Regions from separate parts of the Mus musculus genome. Here region 1 is linked to region 2. A link is a loop called in an ENCODE intact Hi-C map of the cell type or tissue named here. Cell type or tissue: left cerebral cortex. All regions are shown on one strand.

The links. A loop is a pair of places that touch in the nucleus more often than their neighbours do. Peaks named below come from ENCODE experiments on the same cell type or tissue, not always from the same donor. Only the 100,000 strongest peaks of a DNase experiment are listed, where the experiment ranks them.
Region 1: it touches region 2 in a loop (4-fold over the local background); 12 of 42 quality-filtered maps call a loop at or near these places.

Annotation. Positions count from the first base shown.
Region 1 is chr7:27,227,383-27,235,382 of GRCm38, reverse strand. It overlaps Itpkc (inositol 1,4,5-trisphosphate 3-kinase C), which reads left to right and starts at 6,766. Exons shown (of 7, transcript NM_181593.3): 1 at 6,766-8,000. The coding sequence starts at 6,896. Coq8b (coenzyme Q8B) reads right to left here and starts at 2,370. Exons shown (of 15, transcript NM_133770.2): 1 at 2,210-2,370; 2 at 1,811-1,918; 3 at 1,562-1,681; 4 at 1,376-1,442. The coding sequence starts at 1,915. In left cerebral cortex, CTCF peaks have their summits at 2,224, 4,429 (motif pointing left), 5,491 (motif pointing right) and 6,955; DNase peaks (open chromatin) are centred at 3,165, 3,286, 6,743, 7,875 and 1 more place; H3K4me3 peaks cover 3,444 bases; H3K27ac peaks cover 4,792 bases.
Region 2 is chr7:27,162,455-27,170,454 of GRCm38, reverse strand. Egln2 (egl-9 family hypoxia-inducible factor 2) reads left to right here and starts at 3,653. Exons shown (of 6, transcript NM_053208.4): 1 at 3,653-3,771; 2 at 4,727-5,835. The coding sequence starts at 4,957. Rab4b (RAB4B, member RAS oncogene family) reads left to right here. Exons shown (of 8, transcript NM_029391.2): 8 at 1,651-2,022. In left cerebral cortex, a CTCF peak has its summit at 3,464; DNase peaks (open chromatin) are centred at 4,016, 4,963, 5,771, 6,790 and 2 more places; H3K4me3 peaks cover 4,757 bases; H3K27ac peaks cover 4,265 bases.

The DNA.
Region 1 (8,000 bases), 65 kb before region 2:
TGGGGCTTTGAGGCCAGGCCAGGTTACAGGAGATATCATCACAAAAAGCATGTTTGTGCTGGGGAGTGTTAGGAGTGTGCAGTGGTGCAGGCCTTTAATCCCAGCACTCGGGAGACAGAGGCAGGCAGATCTCTGAGTTCCAGGCCGGCCTAGCTGCAGACCAGCTAGGGCTGCATGGTAAGACTCTGCTTCAAAAACAAACAAATCATATGTGTATAAACACGTATGAGCCGGGCATGGTGCGCGCATGCCTTTGATCCCAGCACTCCGGGAGGCAGAGGGAGGCGGATTTCTGAGTTCAAGGCCAGCCTGGTCTACAAAGTGAGTTCCACGACAGCCAAGACTATACAGAGAAACCCTGTCTCGAAAAAAAAAAATTATTTATTTTTTATTTGTATTTTATTTATTTTTAATCCCAGCACAAAGTGAGTTCCAGGACAGCCAGGACTATACTGAGAAACCCTGTCTAGAAAAACAAAACAAAACAAACAAGCAAAAACACGTATGTATCCATATTCAACATTTATATTTTGGGGAGTGGGGGTGGGTGTTCGAGACACGGTTTCTCCGTGTAGCCCTGGCTGTCCTGGAACTCACTTTGTAGACCAGGCTGGCCTCGAACTCAGAAATCTGCCTGCCTCTGCCTCCCAAGTGCTGGGATTAAAGGCGTGTGCCACCACTGCCCATTATATTTTCTTATATGCTATTTTCTTTCTTTCCTCTCTCTCTTTTTCCTTCTTCCCTAGACAAGGTCTGTGATGCCAGGCTGGTCTTGAATTTGTGAGTGCAAGCAGTCCTACAGTAGTAACCGAGCAGGCAGCTGAGCCTCCAGCCATGCACTCCCAGGCTTGGCTTTTCAATCTCTCGGTGTTAGCTTCTCAAGAACAGGGATTACAATGGCCCTTTCCCTCTTTCTCTCTCCCTTCTTTACCTTTCTCTCCTTTAAACAGGGTCTCATGTAGTACAGGCGGCCTCAAACTCTCTATGTTGCCAGGAATGACCTTGAACCCTTGATCATCCTGTTCCCTCCTACCTACATCCCAACTGCTGAAATTCCAGGTGGGTGTCCTGGCCACCTCCTTTCCTTTTTGGAGGGTTGGTTGCAACACATTACTTTTTGTTTCATACATGTCTGAACAATCTTGCTGCGGAACCTAAAGTCCTGCCACCTCACCTCTCAGCCCCCACTCCTCCATCAATAGAAGAAATAAACACAGGCCTAGCCTACAAGACCTTGCTCACATCAGGTTCTCAATAAACAGTAAGGTCTACGTTCTGTTTTTCCTTGTCTCTCTCTCCCTCCTAACCCTGTCTTTGATTCACCCTTTCCCTTGCTTCACCTGTAAATGTTCTCTCTGATCGAGGTCACACCTACCCCCAAAGCTGGCCAAGCGACTGATGCGGGAGGCAGGCACCTTGCGTTCACGAGAGCGATCACTCAGCTGAGAAAGAGGAGAGGTGTGAGGTAGGGAAGGTGGACAAGATGGCAGAAAAGCCCTGCAGACTTGCTGCCACTTTCCTCAGACTATCATGGGGGAGGGGGAAGAGGAAGCAATGATACCTGGGGCCGGGGTGCCTTCCTGAGCCGGGCCTCCCGTGCCCTGCGAATGTCATCTTCACTGAGGCCTCTTCCAGGCTGGTCTTGATGAACACTTTGGGCCAAGCAACTCCTACATGGCCCCTGCAGAGAAGTGGATTTTAAAAGAATGAAGGTCTAATCCTTTTTAGACCCATCTACATCATTTTACCTACTCCCCACCCCCCTTCCCTCAACCTCTTTTCCTTGGAGGCCCCCTCCTCAGCCTCTTACCCACCAGTGGGGCCTAGGTCCTAGGGCCCCCCCACAGGGCAGACGAACAGCCCTGCCCAGCGGTCCACAGGTCCTGCGCAGCATGGCACCTAGCTCCAGCCACATTGCCTAAGAAATAATAAGGATTACAGTACTGGGCCTCCTGCTTTGCGCTCTTGTTGGAAAAGCCCCCCTAACCCCCATATCTTTTCCCCTTTTATTTCCAGGTTTCTTCTAGTTACCCCCCCCCCCCCAGCCCGCCCACGTTGCTAAGAACTCAAGTTTTCCATAAGCGCCTCCCCAATCCCCACAAAACTCCTCGCTGTTGCTAAGGTTCTCTCCCGTTGCTAGACGTCCACAGAGCCGCCAGGACAACTCTCTACTTCTCAGCGCCCCTTTCGTTGCTAGGCATCGCCTTACCCTGGGCTGTTAAGCATTCACAATTCCTGTGCTGCCCCCTGCCTAGACACCCCGTTACGACCCCGTTACGGGGCACCTCCCCCGTTGCTAAGCACCCAGTCCACCAGGTTTAGGCTCCAGGTCTAGCACCCGCTGGGCCTCTTAAGCTTCCGGGAACGTCCGCACACCCGCCCCCTTTGATCAGCTAGCCAATGGTAGCACAGCAGCTCGCCGACGTTTGCAAAAACTCACCCCGCTGAGGAGGCGTGGCAAGGGGTGGAACCTAGGCTAAGGCTCTGTGGGTCTTCTGTGTTAGTCGGTGCGCACGTGAGCTCATTGTACTGACCAATGGTCCTTCTTGACAGAATTCTTCTACCCTCCTTTGTCCCTCTCTGTCCCTCTTTGTCTCTGTCTCTCTGTCTCTCTCTCTGTCTCTCTCTTCTTGCGTCCACTTCCCACCTGCTGAAATTGCAGGTCTGAACCATTATATCCACTTACATTTCCGCCTGCCAAGCTCAAAATCTATCCTATGTATTTGGACATCCTCCCCCAACCCCTGCCACCACGGATGCACGAATCCAGGGCCTTGTGCATTCCAGGGACGATTCTTGACCACTGAGCCACAACCCTAGAAATCTTTTTTTTTTTAAGATTTATTTATTTATTATATGTAAGTACAGTGTAGCTGTCTTCAGACACCCCAGAAAAGGGCATCAGATCCCATTACAGATGGTTGCGAGCCACCATGTGGATGCTGGGAATTGAACTCAGGACCTCTGGAAGAGCAGTCAGTGCTCTTACCCGCTGAGCCATCTCGCCAGCCCCAACCCCAGAAATCTTTAAACACATATTCTTCCAAGCAAACATTTCCCTTGCACATGGAGCCTCTCCACTTTGTACCAACACCCACGTCCTGGCACCCAGCCTCCTTCCTGGCACATATAAATCCACTGCCTTGCTTAGGAACTCTTCTCTGCCTTCACCATGACTCCCCTTGGCGGCATACTGTGCCGGTGTTCCCTCCTGCAGTCTACTCTCCACTCTGCCTACTTAGGAGATGGCCCTCAGTGGGAACCCTGCTTCCTTAAGGCCTGACATTTCCCAGAACACACTCAGTCAAGATTCCCAGCGCTGAGTCAGGAGCCTTGGCATGAGAGAAAATTGACTCACTCCTCTTGCTGTCTGGAATAGAAACAGCTGGTGGCTGGGACATCTTTCCCACAATTGAAGAGATGTGTTCCTCACGGCACCCTACTGTCGCTGTCTAGCCCCACCCCCTTTGTTGGGAAAGTCTGTCCCTTTACTGTGTGACCTCAGAAGAGCCCTCCTCCTTCTCTGGACCTCATGTTCTCTAACTTGTATGATGTCTGAGGTGGGTTCCCGTATCTGACTTCTTATTAGCCTATGAAGAGATGACTCATCCTGAAACCTTGGGCCTGTGCCCAATGTCCCTCCAATGGGTGACTCAATTTCAAGATTGAAAGCACCTCCAGTCCTCTTCCAAAGGTGAGGGTCTGACTCAGGAGCTGCAGGCTGCTTGCCATAAGGGACAGGCTGAAAAATCACCTCAGTGGATAATCCCACAGGGCCACTGCTCACAGTGGCCTCGCACCACAAACTCCATGTATCTGAGTTCATTGCAGATGACATAAACAAGGGCAAGGAAAGGGTAGAACTTGAACTCAAAGCTCTCCCTGGTACACTGGGATCATGAAGGCAGCCATGGTGGTGCATGTCTATAATCCCTGCATTTGGAAGAAAGAGGCGGGGAAAGCAAGAATTTAAGGCTATCCTTGGTTTTGAGGCTAGACTGGGCTACTTGAGACCCTACCTCAAAATAAATAAGAGGAAAGCATGGAGCTGCAGGTATATGTCAGTGATACAGCATGTGTGAGCCTCGGCATTAGAAAACAAGAGGTATCAGGTGGTGATGGCACAGGCCTTTAATCCCAGCACTCAGGAGACAGAGGCAGGAGGATCTCTGTGAGTTCCAGGACAGCCAAGAATACAGGGAAAGTCTATCACACACACACACACACACACACACACACACACACACACACACACACACACACACACAAACCCCCAAGGTGCTGGAGTTGGGGCTCAGCAGTTAAGAATGCTTGCTTTTCTTCCAAAGGATCCGAGTTCAGTTCCTAGTGTCCAGGTAGCTTCAATTACCTGTAAGCTCAACTCCAGATCTGATGCCCCCTGCTGGTCGCCAAAGGCACCTGAATGCACCTGCACAGGCACACATGTACACATAAGTAATTAAAGAACCAACCAACCTTGAGGTAATGATCTAGTGTCAGAGCCTAGAACATAAGTCCTCTAGACATGAAATCATCTTCATTTATTTATTTAAAAATCTAAGACCCTGCCAGGCATGGTGGCGCACGCCTTTAATCCCAGCACTCGGGAGGCAGAGGCAGGCGGATTTCTGAGTTTGAGGCCAGCCTGGTCTACAAAGTGAGCTCCAGGACAGCCAGGGCTATACAGAGAAACCCTGTCTCGAAAAAACAAAAAAACAAAAACAAACAAACAAACAAAAATCCAAGACCCTGGGCTAGAGAGATGGCTCAGAGGTTAAGCACACTGACTGCTCTTCCAGAGACCATCCCCAATGAGATCTGATGCCCTCTTCTGGTGTGTCTGAAGTCAGCTACACTGTACTTATGTATAATAATAAATAATTTTTTTAAACCCAAGACCTTGTGCCCATGTAAAACCCAGGCTCTTGTTTTTTGAGATTGGCTCTTATCATGTAGGCCAGGTTGGTGTTGGGCTAGTGAAACATAAGAATGTCTTGTGTCTGCCTCCTGTGTAATATGATTATATGAGTGTGCCATCACCCATGGTTTAGACATGAGATTTCTTCATTGTTTTAAACATTGAAATTCTTTTCTTTAAGATTTATTTATTATGTGTGTACATTATAGCTGTCTTCAGACACACACCAGAAGAGGGCATCCGGTTTCATCACAGATGGTTGTGAGCCACCATGTGGTTGCTGGGAATTGAACTCAGGACCCCTGGAAGAGCAGTCAGTGCTCTTAACCACTGAGTCATCTCTCCAGCCCTGGAATTCTTTCCTAAAAAGGTCTTACCTATGTACTTTATTATTCGAGGCAGGGTTTCTATATGTAGCTCTGGCTGACCTGGAACTAGCATAAATTCACAGAGATCTGTCTGCCTCTGTCCTGAGTACTGGGGATTAAAGGTGTGTGCCACCCTGCCAGCCTTAAAAAGATTTAATTTTATGTGTGCGGGTAATTTTGCCTGCAAATGTCTGTGCATGCTATGCATGCCCTGAAGAAACCACAAGAGGGTGTTCAATGCCCTAGAATTGTGGTTAGAGATGATTGTGAACCCCCATTCAGGGTGCTAGAAACCAAACTCCCAATTCTTCAAGAGAGCGACTAATGGCTCTTAACTACAGATCCATCTCTCCAGCCCTGAGACTGTTTTTGTTGTTTTTCTTTTTCTTTCTTCCTTCCTTCCTCTCTCTCTCTCTTTCTCTCTCTCCCCTGTTGTTGTTGGTTTGTTTGTTTTTCAAGACAGGGTTTCTCAGTATAGCCCCTGGCTGTCCTGGAACTCACTCTGTAGACCAGGCTGGCCTCAAACTCAGAAATCCGCCTGCCTCTGCCTCCCAAGAGCTGGGATTAAAGGCGTGCGCCACCACCGCCCGGGTTTTGTTGTTTTTCAAGACATGGTTTCTGTGTAATAGCCCTGGCTGTCCTAGAACTCACTTTGTAGATCAGGCTGGCCTTGAACTCAGAAATCTGCCTGCCTTTGACTCCTTAGTACAGTAATTAACGGTGTAGGGCACATACCCGGCTAGCCCTGGAATTCTTTGAAAACAAACACATATAAATTTATTTATCCACAAATCTCGCACTCTGCAGTCCTGGGCTCGAACTCAGGACATCAGATTTGGCAGACCTGCTGTCATTTCATTCCCCTCCCCTTTTGTGTGTATTGGGGAGGAGTGTTTGAGATGGGGGGTCTATGTGGTCCAGGTTGGCCTAGAACTCACATAGATCCGTTAGCCTCTGCCTCCAGAGTGCGGGTATAAAAAGCTGTACCATCAAGTTGTCTCCTCTGTGTGCGTGTGTGACTACCCCTGACTAGGAACTGGCCATGGAACTAAGGATGACAACCTCTGAACCTCCACTCTCCATTTCCCAAGTGTTGGGATTACAGGTTTGTACCACCATGCATCAGACTTCTCACGGGAGATTTAGTGGAAGGGAAGGCAACTAACTGCTTGAGAATTGACTGCGGAAGCACTGAAACTTACGCCTGTGGGGATGTCTCAAGTCTTTGGAAAGTCCATCTTGTCTCTGAATGTTGAATGAGTGCGTGGTTGAACTTGTTACTGGGGCGGAGTAAGTGATGTAGGGAAAGATCGCGGGGGCGCACGACCTAGACCCTGACCAGAATCAGAAGCCAAGTGCTGGTTCCCTGCGAGACACACGGTGGCATCCGAGGCTCCGCCCCACACTCGTCAACTCGTCACTTCCGGCGAGGGCCGTGTTTTGGGCTTTCCCTGGGAGGTGGAGTATCGGTTAACCCCTGCATATCCGAGCGGCCTGGAGCTCGGCGGGCCGGAACCCACGAGTTGGGGCTCCCCAGCCACACCCCTCGTAGGATTTTAAAGGGGAAGGAGGGGCCGGACGGGCCAAAGCCCGGGCCCTGGGAGCGGGTATGAGGCGCTGCCCGTGCCGGGGGAGCCTGAGCGAGGCGGAGGCCGGCGCACTGCCAGCCGAGGCCCGCATGGGGCTGGAGGCGCTGCGAGGTGGGCGGCGGCGACAGCCTGGACTACAACGACCTGGACCGGGAGCAGGTGGCCCGACGGGACGGCCGGAGGGGGGCGGTCCCCGGGCCTGGATCGAGGAGTCCAGCCTCCACTCCGAGGCGGAGAGGACCGACCTCGAGCCTGCGCCGTGTCCGAACGGTCCACAGGCAGAATCCTGTGGAGATGGACACGCGGAGTGCGAAGCAGCTGGCCTAGTAGTTGCGTCGGAGAAGCCCAGGCAAAATAAGGAGCTAGACGGGTCCAACCTCCAGACACATCCAAGAAGGAACAGCCCCCTGGTTGAGATGGAGATGGCCGGTTCCTGGACAGATGGCTTTCGAACTGATCTTCACAGATCTGACCTCCAGTCTCGGCCAAAGAGAGCCAGCCTCTGTACCCAACCAGGGTTTGATGAGTCCTGGACCGAACTGGACAGATCCGATATGTGGCAGACTCTGCCAGAGAGGGACAACAAGCCCAGGGTTGATAACCTTAGGACCCACCATGGCGTGTCCAAACTCCAAACTCACCCAGTCTGCCTCTCACCAGAATCAAGTGCTGATAACTCCGGCAAAGAATTGTCCGCGGATGCTTCCAGGACTCCACATGACACCGACGGCTTCTGGATAGAGTCCCAAACTGATGACTCTCTCAAAGGACCTAGTACTCAGACAGCCTGCAGACAACCTGGGAGTGATGGTTTTTCCTCAAAAGACACTGAGAGTGCCTTGACTCAACCTGGCACTGATGGCCTCCGGGATGACAGCGTTTTGGGGGAGTCCAATGGAAATGATCCATTAGATTTATCAGAGCCTGGAGAGTTGGTGACTAACCTGTGCTCCCACCTGGAGTGCAGCTCCCTGTGTCCTGTGCCCCGCCTTATCATCACCCCAGAGACTCCTGAACCTGAGGCCCAGCCGGTGGGACCCCAATCCCGGATTGAGGGGGGCACTGGCGGCTTCTCTTCTGCCTCCTCTTTTGATGAATCTGAGGATGACTTGGTAGCCGGGGGCG
Region 2 (8,000 bases):
ATAGCCCAGGATAGCTTCAGACTTGCATCAGTCCTCTTGCCTTAGCCTTTTAAGTGCTGAGATTATAAGTTTCTACTGCCATACCTGGTTACCAACAGGTCTTTTATTACTTTTGAGACAGGTTTTCTCTACATAGCCCTGGCTGTCTGGAACTTGCTCTGTTAACCAGGCTGGCATTGAACTCACAGAGATCCACCTGCCTCTGCCTCCCTAGTGAAGGGATGAAAGGTGTGTGATCAAGTCCAGCCTGATAATTTCTTTTATTTTAAAAATTTTATAAGAATATCTCCCCCTCTGCCCTTTTCTTTTTTCTTTTTCTTTTTTTCCCAGAGACGTGTAGCCCAGACTGGCCTCAGACTTGCTGTGTAATCACAGGTGACCTTGATTTCAGATTCCTTGTCTTTTGTTTTGTTTTGTTTTTTTTTGAGACAGGGTTTCTCTGTGTAGCCCTGGCTGTCCTGGAACTCACTCTGTAGACCAGGCTGGCCTCGAACTCAGAAATCCACCTGCCTCTGCCTCCCAAGCGCTGGGATTAAAGGCGTGCGCCATCACTGCCCGGCAGTAGTGCATTTATGAGGTGCTGAAGATGGAACCAGGGCCTACACAGGCCAAACAAGCACAATCAACTGAGCCACGATTTCCTTTCCTTTTCATTATTTTCCTTCCTTCCTTCCTTCCTTCCTTCCTTACTTCCTTCCTTCCTTCCTTCCTTCCTTCCTCCCTCCCTCCCTCTCTCCCTCCCTCCCTTCCTTTCCCTCCCCCTAGACTATGTAAGGCTTATAACTTGAGGCCCTCCTAAATGCTGGGATTATAGGCGTGAACCACCACGCTTTCTGATTTGCCTTCACTGGGACAGAAAGTTAGTCAGGGCCTACCAACACTTCCCTCTCTGGAAATAGTGCCCATTAGAATAAGTTGGGGAGCTTTACAACATACTGATGCCCAGAATTTACCTTAGGTAATTCCTAGAAACATCTAGGTAATGCTGTGAGCAGTCAAAGCGGTGACCACTCTTCTGCTCTCTCTCCTGTGTGAAAAGCATTGGAACGAGGCCTAGCCTGGACCATTAGGGGTGAAAAGGGACACAGAAATTTACAAACGTGGAGGCATATATTTAGTTACCTCCCCCCCCCCCGCCCCCCATGTTTTGTGCTTTCGAGACAGGATCTCATTTTTTGGGGGGGTGGTTCGAGACAGGGTTTCTCTGTGTAGCCCTGGCTGTCCTGGAACTCACTCTGTAGACCAGGCTGGCCTTGAACTCAGAAATCCGCCTGCCTCTGCCTCCCGAGTGCTGGGATTAAAGGGGTGCACCACCACTGCCCGGCAGGATCTCACTTTGTAGCTCAGGTTGGTCTTAAATTCACCATCCTACTGCCTGTACCTCTCCAGTCCCGAATATCATGTGTGAGTCACCGCCTGGCAAGGGCCATGGTAGTTAGGTACCGAAATGCTCCTGTACAGATGCAAACCTGTACAGGGCTGTGTTTGGAGAATGAGTCCCCCACATAACCTGCAGAGGGACAACAGAGTCAGACAGTGCACGGTCTGGAAAATAAAAATAAAAATAAAAGAGTCCAGGCAGACAAAGGCCAGGAAGACGTCTAGAGACCAGCTTCGGACCCTCCAGGTCACAATGCCCTTCTCTTTCAGCTCACCTGTTCTTCTGGACCAGCCCTGCCCGAAGGCTGGGGCTCAGAACCAGGCCCCAAGAGGCCAGGCCCCAATCTGCCCCAGTCTCAGAAAAGTTACTCCATCCCCCATCCCCCTTCGCTGGCCTGGTGGGGCCTGGCTGTGGGGCAAGATTGAGCCACAGGGGAAAGGGGACCCCATACCTGCTGCTGCTTCCTCTGCCTTGGCTAACTCTAGTCCCCCTGAGCCCCAAACCCTACCTGAAGAACTCCCAAAGCTTGAGACCAGGGCCGTTTGGCCCCAACTTCCTGCCTGGCCCCGCTGTTGCAAGTCTGTTATTTATTACCTGGAGGCCTGTTCCATCCTGTCCTGGTCCTCCATAAAGCATTGTTTACACCTGTGTTTCGGCCTCTGTCATTCTGAGATGAGGAAACCGAAGTGGTCTCTAATGGAAGCTATGAATAGGCCTCTGCATGAGGAGCCCCTGTTTGTGGGTGGTGGGACTTGGTTTGTGGGACAAGTTGGGGTAGGTACATCCTGGCTCACGTACTCATTGAGGACAGAGTTCGTCATTGTATACATGTCCTTGCTTTTTCCTACACACAGCCCCCCTTTTTGACACAGGGCCTTGTTATAGCCTAGACTAACCTGGAATTTGAGGTCTCCCTGCCTCAGCCTCCCATGAGCTGGGATTACAATGTACCCATCCCAGGTTGTGTACATGCTTCATGGTAGTGGCAGTACACGATCCATCAAAGGTGGTGTGTGCAGCGATGACATCCCTGTGTGTGACATGTATGGGGCAGTATGACACTGTGGCATGTGAGTAGTCTCTGGCCTGGTGACTGTGTTGGTGAGGCTGCTGTTGTGTGCAACATCAAGACCGAGGACTTGGGAATCTAAGGGGGGGTCTTGAGTCTGTGCCTGGTTTGACTTAGTGTACACCACCTCATGTCTGCAAACTAGGACGGTGGCTCACTGTGTTCCTAAAAACACGTGCTCCTGAGGTTTGTGTGTGCACTGATGGAGATTTGTTTCTTTGTGTGTGTCTGTGTGCCTGCGAACACGAACATTCTTCGCCATGTGCCACTGTGGTTCTTGTGCAACCCGGACTCCTGGTCATACTTAATGTACCCTGATGTCTTTATAGCCATAGCCTTCTGGAGACAGGTGCAGCCCCCCTCAGGACAGCTTCAGCTGCTCTCACAAAATGTCAGCAAGTATCCAAGCCCACTTATTGCCCATTTGTTAGGCCCTGGAGTTGGTGGAAAGGGTCGGGCATTCAAATAACCCTATCCACACAGCCCTCCCCGGAATGGTGGTATAAATATTAAGAGTAGCTTAGTGGTAGAGCGCTTGCATCGCACATGTGAAGCTCTGGATTCAGTCTCCAGCACTACAGAAACAAAAAATCCGCTTGGGCTACAGAGGAGCTGGGTTTTGCAAATGTCTTCTTTGTGAGTCTGTCCCAGGTTGCTTTAATCTGACTCCCACAGTTGCCCTGAGGGAGCAGCGAGGAGCGGGTCATGCAAATAGTACACATTTGCTCATTTGTTCTACCCGGTTTCGCTTCTCTAAGGACGTCCCGTACTCACCGTTATTTTTTTTTAAGTGCTTATGTAAATTACTGACGTAGGAATTTACATACACTTTCCAACTAACTGCGCAGTCATTTCTCAATATACTCTTGGGCTGTGTGCAGGAGCGGCCCATGTAAATGAGACATTTGCATAGCAAATGCCAAGAACCCAGCTGACAAGTTCACTGACACTTTTGGCTCCGAGGGGTGGGCCTTTCTGTGTGAAACTGCTCTTTTGTACCCCTCTCCAAGGGGCCGTCTTGAGAACTCACAGAACGCCTTTTACTGAACCTGCGTGTCTGCTTTCGCGTGGAAGGGGAGGAGCACATAATGCAAATAAGCCTCGCGTCCCGGACCAGCTCACTTCTTGGGCAGTGCGTTCTAAGCCTCCTGTCAACGTGCGGTTCGCGCACGCGCAGTCTCCTCGGCCGGGCCGCTGTCACGTGCCCAGCGGGCGAGGCGGGGGCGGGGCGTCGCGGGCGGTGGGGGGCGGGGTATGGCGCGCTGCGAAGCGCAGGGCGGCTGGCACAAACGGCGGCGCCGAGGCCGGAGGAAAAAGCTCGGTGAGGAGGTCGCGCGAAGGGAAAGACCCGGGGAGGAGAAGGAGTCTGAGGCCCGGTGGCCGGGCGCGGGCGACGGGGCTGGAGGCGGGAGCGCGCGCGGGCGGCAGCGACCCCACGCTAGGGCGTTGGGGGTGGGGAAGGAAGCGCGCGCCCGGCGCGGTGGGGCGGACCATTGGGGGCCACGGGAGCGCGCAATAACCACCAAGGGGAGGGGCCGGGCCGAGGCGGCCCCGCCTCAGTCACCCGGGGCGTCCCGCGGCCCCTGGGTCCTGGCGGAGGGGGTTGGGAGGAAGGCAGTCGGGTCGGACTCTGCTCTCGGGCTCCCTTCCGTCAGTCCGTCCGTCTGGCAGGACCTCCCTTCCGGCTGGGTGTGTGTCGGGCCCCAGTAGGCTTCCTCCCGTAGGGCACAGGTCGACCCCACCGGCCCTCCCGCTCCCCTGCCGTCTTGTTTTTCTCCCTGTTCTCTTTGTCCCTGGACTCCCGGTTTTCCCCGCCTGCCCTGGCTCGTAATCTTCCACCCAGGCGATTAGGTTCCCGCGAATGTTGCGCGGTGGCATTGCCCGTTGGTTCCCCACAACCCTGACTTTACCCTAGATTCCACACTCCCGTTTTCTGTGTCTCCTCCCTCCTCATCTCTCTGAGTCTCTATAGAAACCTCAGGCAGGTACCTTGTATTTTCCACTTGCATCGTCGCTTTTCGTCCACAGATATCTGTCTCCCTATCACCTTCCTCTCTGGGCCGTCATGCAACGTTCTCTGCACTTTCTCTCTATTACTCTTTATGCCAGACATTCCCTCTCAAATTCCCAAGTTATATGCCCCATGTTGTCTCCCTGTGTGCGTGTGTGTTTGTTGTGGCCCAGTCTGTCATCTACTTCCTGCTGGTACCATCCCCACCCCTTCCCACCTGCTCGTCTCTTGACTTCTTTTAAGTTCTTCCTTTTCTCTTTTCCAGCCACCCCCATCAGTCCCTTCTCAAGCTCCTAGAGACAACTGTGGACTTGGGGACCAGCGAGCACCCCCAGAGCACTAGAGGAGCCCCTGCTGCCTGCCCTGCCTCACCCTGCCCCACACGAGGCCCAGCGGCCCCGGGCTGCATCAAGTGGAGGAGGAGGAGGCGGAGGAGGGTGGCACCATGGGCCCGGGCCGTGCCCTCCATGCCCGGGGGATGAAGACACTGCTGCCATGGACAGCCCGTGCCAGCCGCAGGCCCTGAATCAAGCTCTCCCTCAGTTGCCAGGGTCTGTGTCAGAGTCCTTGGAGTCTAGCCGAGCCAGAATGGGGGTGGAGAGTTACCTGCCCTGCCCTCTGCTCCCGGCCTATCACCGTCCAGGAGCATCTGGGGAGGCCTCGGCTGGCAATGGGACCCCCAGAACCACAGCCACTGCTACTACGACCACTGCCAGTCCCCTGCGGGAGGGCTTTGGTGGGCAGGATGGTGGTGAGCTTTGGCCACTGCAGAGTGAAGGTGCTGCTGCGTTGGTCACCAAGGAGTGCCAGCGACTGGCGGCCCAGGGTGCCCGGCCTGAGGCCCCCAAACGGAAGTGGGCCAAGGATGGTGGGGATGCCCCTTCACCCAGCAAGCGACCGTGGGCCAGGCAAGAGAACCAGGAGGCCAAGGGGGAAAGTGGTATGGGCTGTGACAGCGGTGCCAGCAACAGCAGCAGCAGCAGCAGCAACACTACCAGTAGCAGTGGCGAGGCAAGTGCTAGGCTGAGGGAGGAAGTCCAGCCCTCTGCACCTGAGCGCCTGGCCCTGGACTATATTGTGCCTTGCATGCGGTACTATGGTATCTGTGTCAAGGACAACTTCTTGGGGGCAGTACTGGGTGGCCGTGTGCTGGCTGAGGTGGAAGCCCTGAAGTGGGGCGGGCGTCTTCGTGATGGGCAACTAGTGAGCCAGCGGGCGATCCCACCGCGCAGCATTCGTGGGGACCAGATTGCCTGGGTAGAAGGTCACGAGCCAGGCTGCCGGAGCATTGGTGCCCTCATGGCTCACGTGGACGCAGTAATCCGCCACTGTGCAGGGCGGCTGGGCAACTACGTCATCAATGGGCGCACCAAGGTAAGGCACTTTTCTGGTGCGTGCCTGATGCTGTGGCATGGGGGTCTGGAGACAATCCTCTGCGGGTTATGTAGCAGGGTGTAGGCACCTCCGTCAGAGGGGCTACAGTTACCTCCCTCCAAACTTTGAGTTTTGTACCAGAAATAGTTCAGCCCGGGGTGGTGGTGGTCCTCGACCTTGGGAGACCCAGAGCCCCTGACTGTCCAGACTCTCCTTAGACCACGGGTAGTGAAGCTGGCACGCAGATGGCAGAACCAGAAGGCGGAGGGAAGGCTGGCAGTGTCGAGTTAGCCTAGGCCGAGGATGGGGTGCTGCCTGTCTAGTTGAGCACGGAGCCTGGCCTCCATTCTGCCCTGTGAGCCTACTCTTGGAGCCAGGAGCACCAGGAGCAGCTTCCCAATGGTGACACTGGGTGACAGTGTGCTCGCGCAGGTAGAGCACTTGTCAGGCTCTTTCCCACTCTTCCCCGCCCCAGTCCCTGTTCTCTGTTCTCTGACTGTTTGTCACTTCCTACCTGCATGTCTCTGATCTCTTTCCTTGACCCTCTGCCTTTATATTTTTCTCCTCTATGCCTCCTTGTTGCAGAACAGTAGTTCTTAATGCTTTTGAAGTCAGGGCTTTTCGGATAAATCTGCTGAAAGCCGTAGACCTTCTTGGGAAAGGTGTACATTTAGTGGGCAGTTGTCAGGAGCCGACTGGACAGACAGTGACCTCCACGGCCTTTCTAGTCTGTTGACATACCTGTTTTCTTCATGGAAGGGTGTGTGAGTCTGAGGCTTGGTGTGATCTGAATACAGTCCGTTGAGAGAGTGCCTGCTGCAGGCTGGTGGTCTTACGGACTGCGCTCTGCCCTAATGGTGCCCTCCCATATCTCCACGGCCCTATCTTGGGTTCTGCCTCAGTACAGCTTTCTTTTCCGACTGGAACTGGCTTGGGCACCATGGCCCCTGCCTCCCATCCCCCAGGCCCAGGTCTGTTTCCTCCCCACCCCAGCTGGAACCTGCCCTACTTCCATCTCCCTCCTGTTACTTGATAGCTGAAGAGCCTCCCTGGGTTTGGCTTCTGTGCAGGCAAGATCGGTGTTGCTTCCCCAGCTCAGCAGCTTTGCAGGAGGGAAGTCAGTGGGGACACCAGGAGAGCTGAGCACCCAGGGACTGGGACATAGCTTTGTAGCCTCAGAGGATGAGAAAGCTGGTTCAAGTGCCTGGCTACTCAAGCAATTTGGGAAAGCAATTTAAAGGGATAGGTGGGGCCTCCTCCCACCTGTGTTAGTGACAGGACCTGAGCTAGGACTGTGGAGGGCTAAGAGTCAGGTTCTTTTAAGTGGCTCTTATCCCTCGGGAGGAAAGAACAGGTCAGATTGGTCAGAGGGACAGAGGGAGCTATAGCCCAAGCACTCTACATGGCAACTCCATGCTCTCCCACTTACAAAGGAAGGGCCACATGTAGCCTCCCTTACTGTGTTCGAGAGTTGTGACTGGGGGGTATTGAAGTGATCTGAGGCAGTGGCAGTGAGGAGACCGGCCAGAAGTGTGGCCTTGACCAGTAGTAACCTAGCCTAGGTCATTCCTGAGCAGAGCTCTTCCTCTGCCTTTCCCTTCCCTTCTTTCCCTGTCTCTTCTCTGTGGACTTGTAGCTGGAGGAATTGACTGGCATCAGGGTGAGCAGAGGGATCCCCAGGGAGGGTCCAGCTAGTGTAGTTTGCCCCTTTAATTGTAGCTTGGAGGCAGGGCCTGCTGTCTGACTGAGTCACTGGCTTCTGATAATGCTGTGTGTGGCATGGTATGGTCCTTGGTACATTATTCCAATAGCGGTGATTCCGGCATCCTGGAGAGTAAGTTTCTTTGTCACTCTACTGCTGTCCCTGTGGTTGAAACTTTTCCTTGGGGGGGGGGGCGGGGTGTCGCTGTTGAGAGCAGCACTTTGATACTGCAGGTAGAACCCTGGGTACTCTGGCTTGGCCCAGAGCTTCTTGGACAGCCACCTAGATGCTGCGTCCTGAGCAGTAGTGAGGTGAGACAAGTCCACCAGAGACCACCACATAGACACTCTTAAAGCCCAAAAGGTTTCATTGCTGCCTGTCAGCTGCGTGCAGAGCTTGCCTAGATCATGCAACCCTGAGCCTTACAGCTGTGTGTCTTTTATGCACAAACAGCATGTTCTGG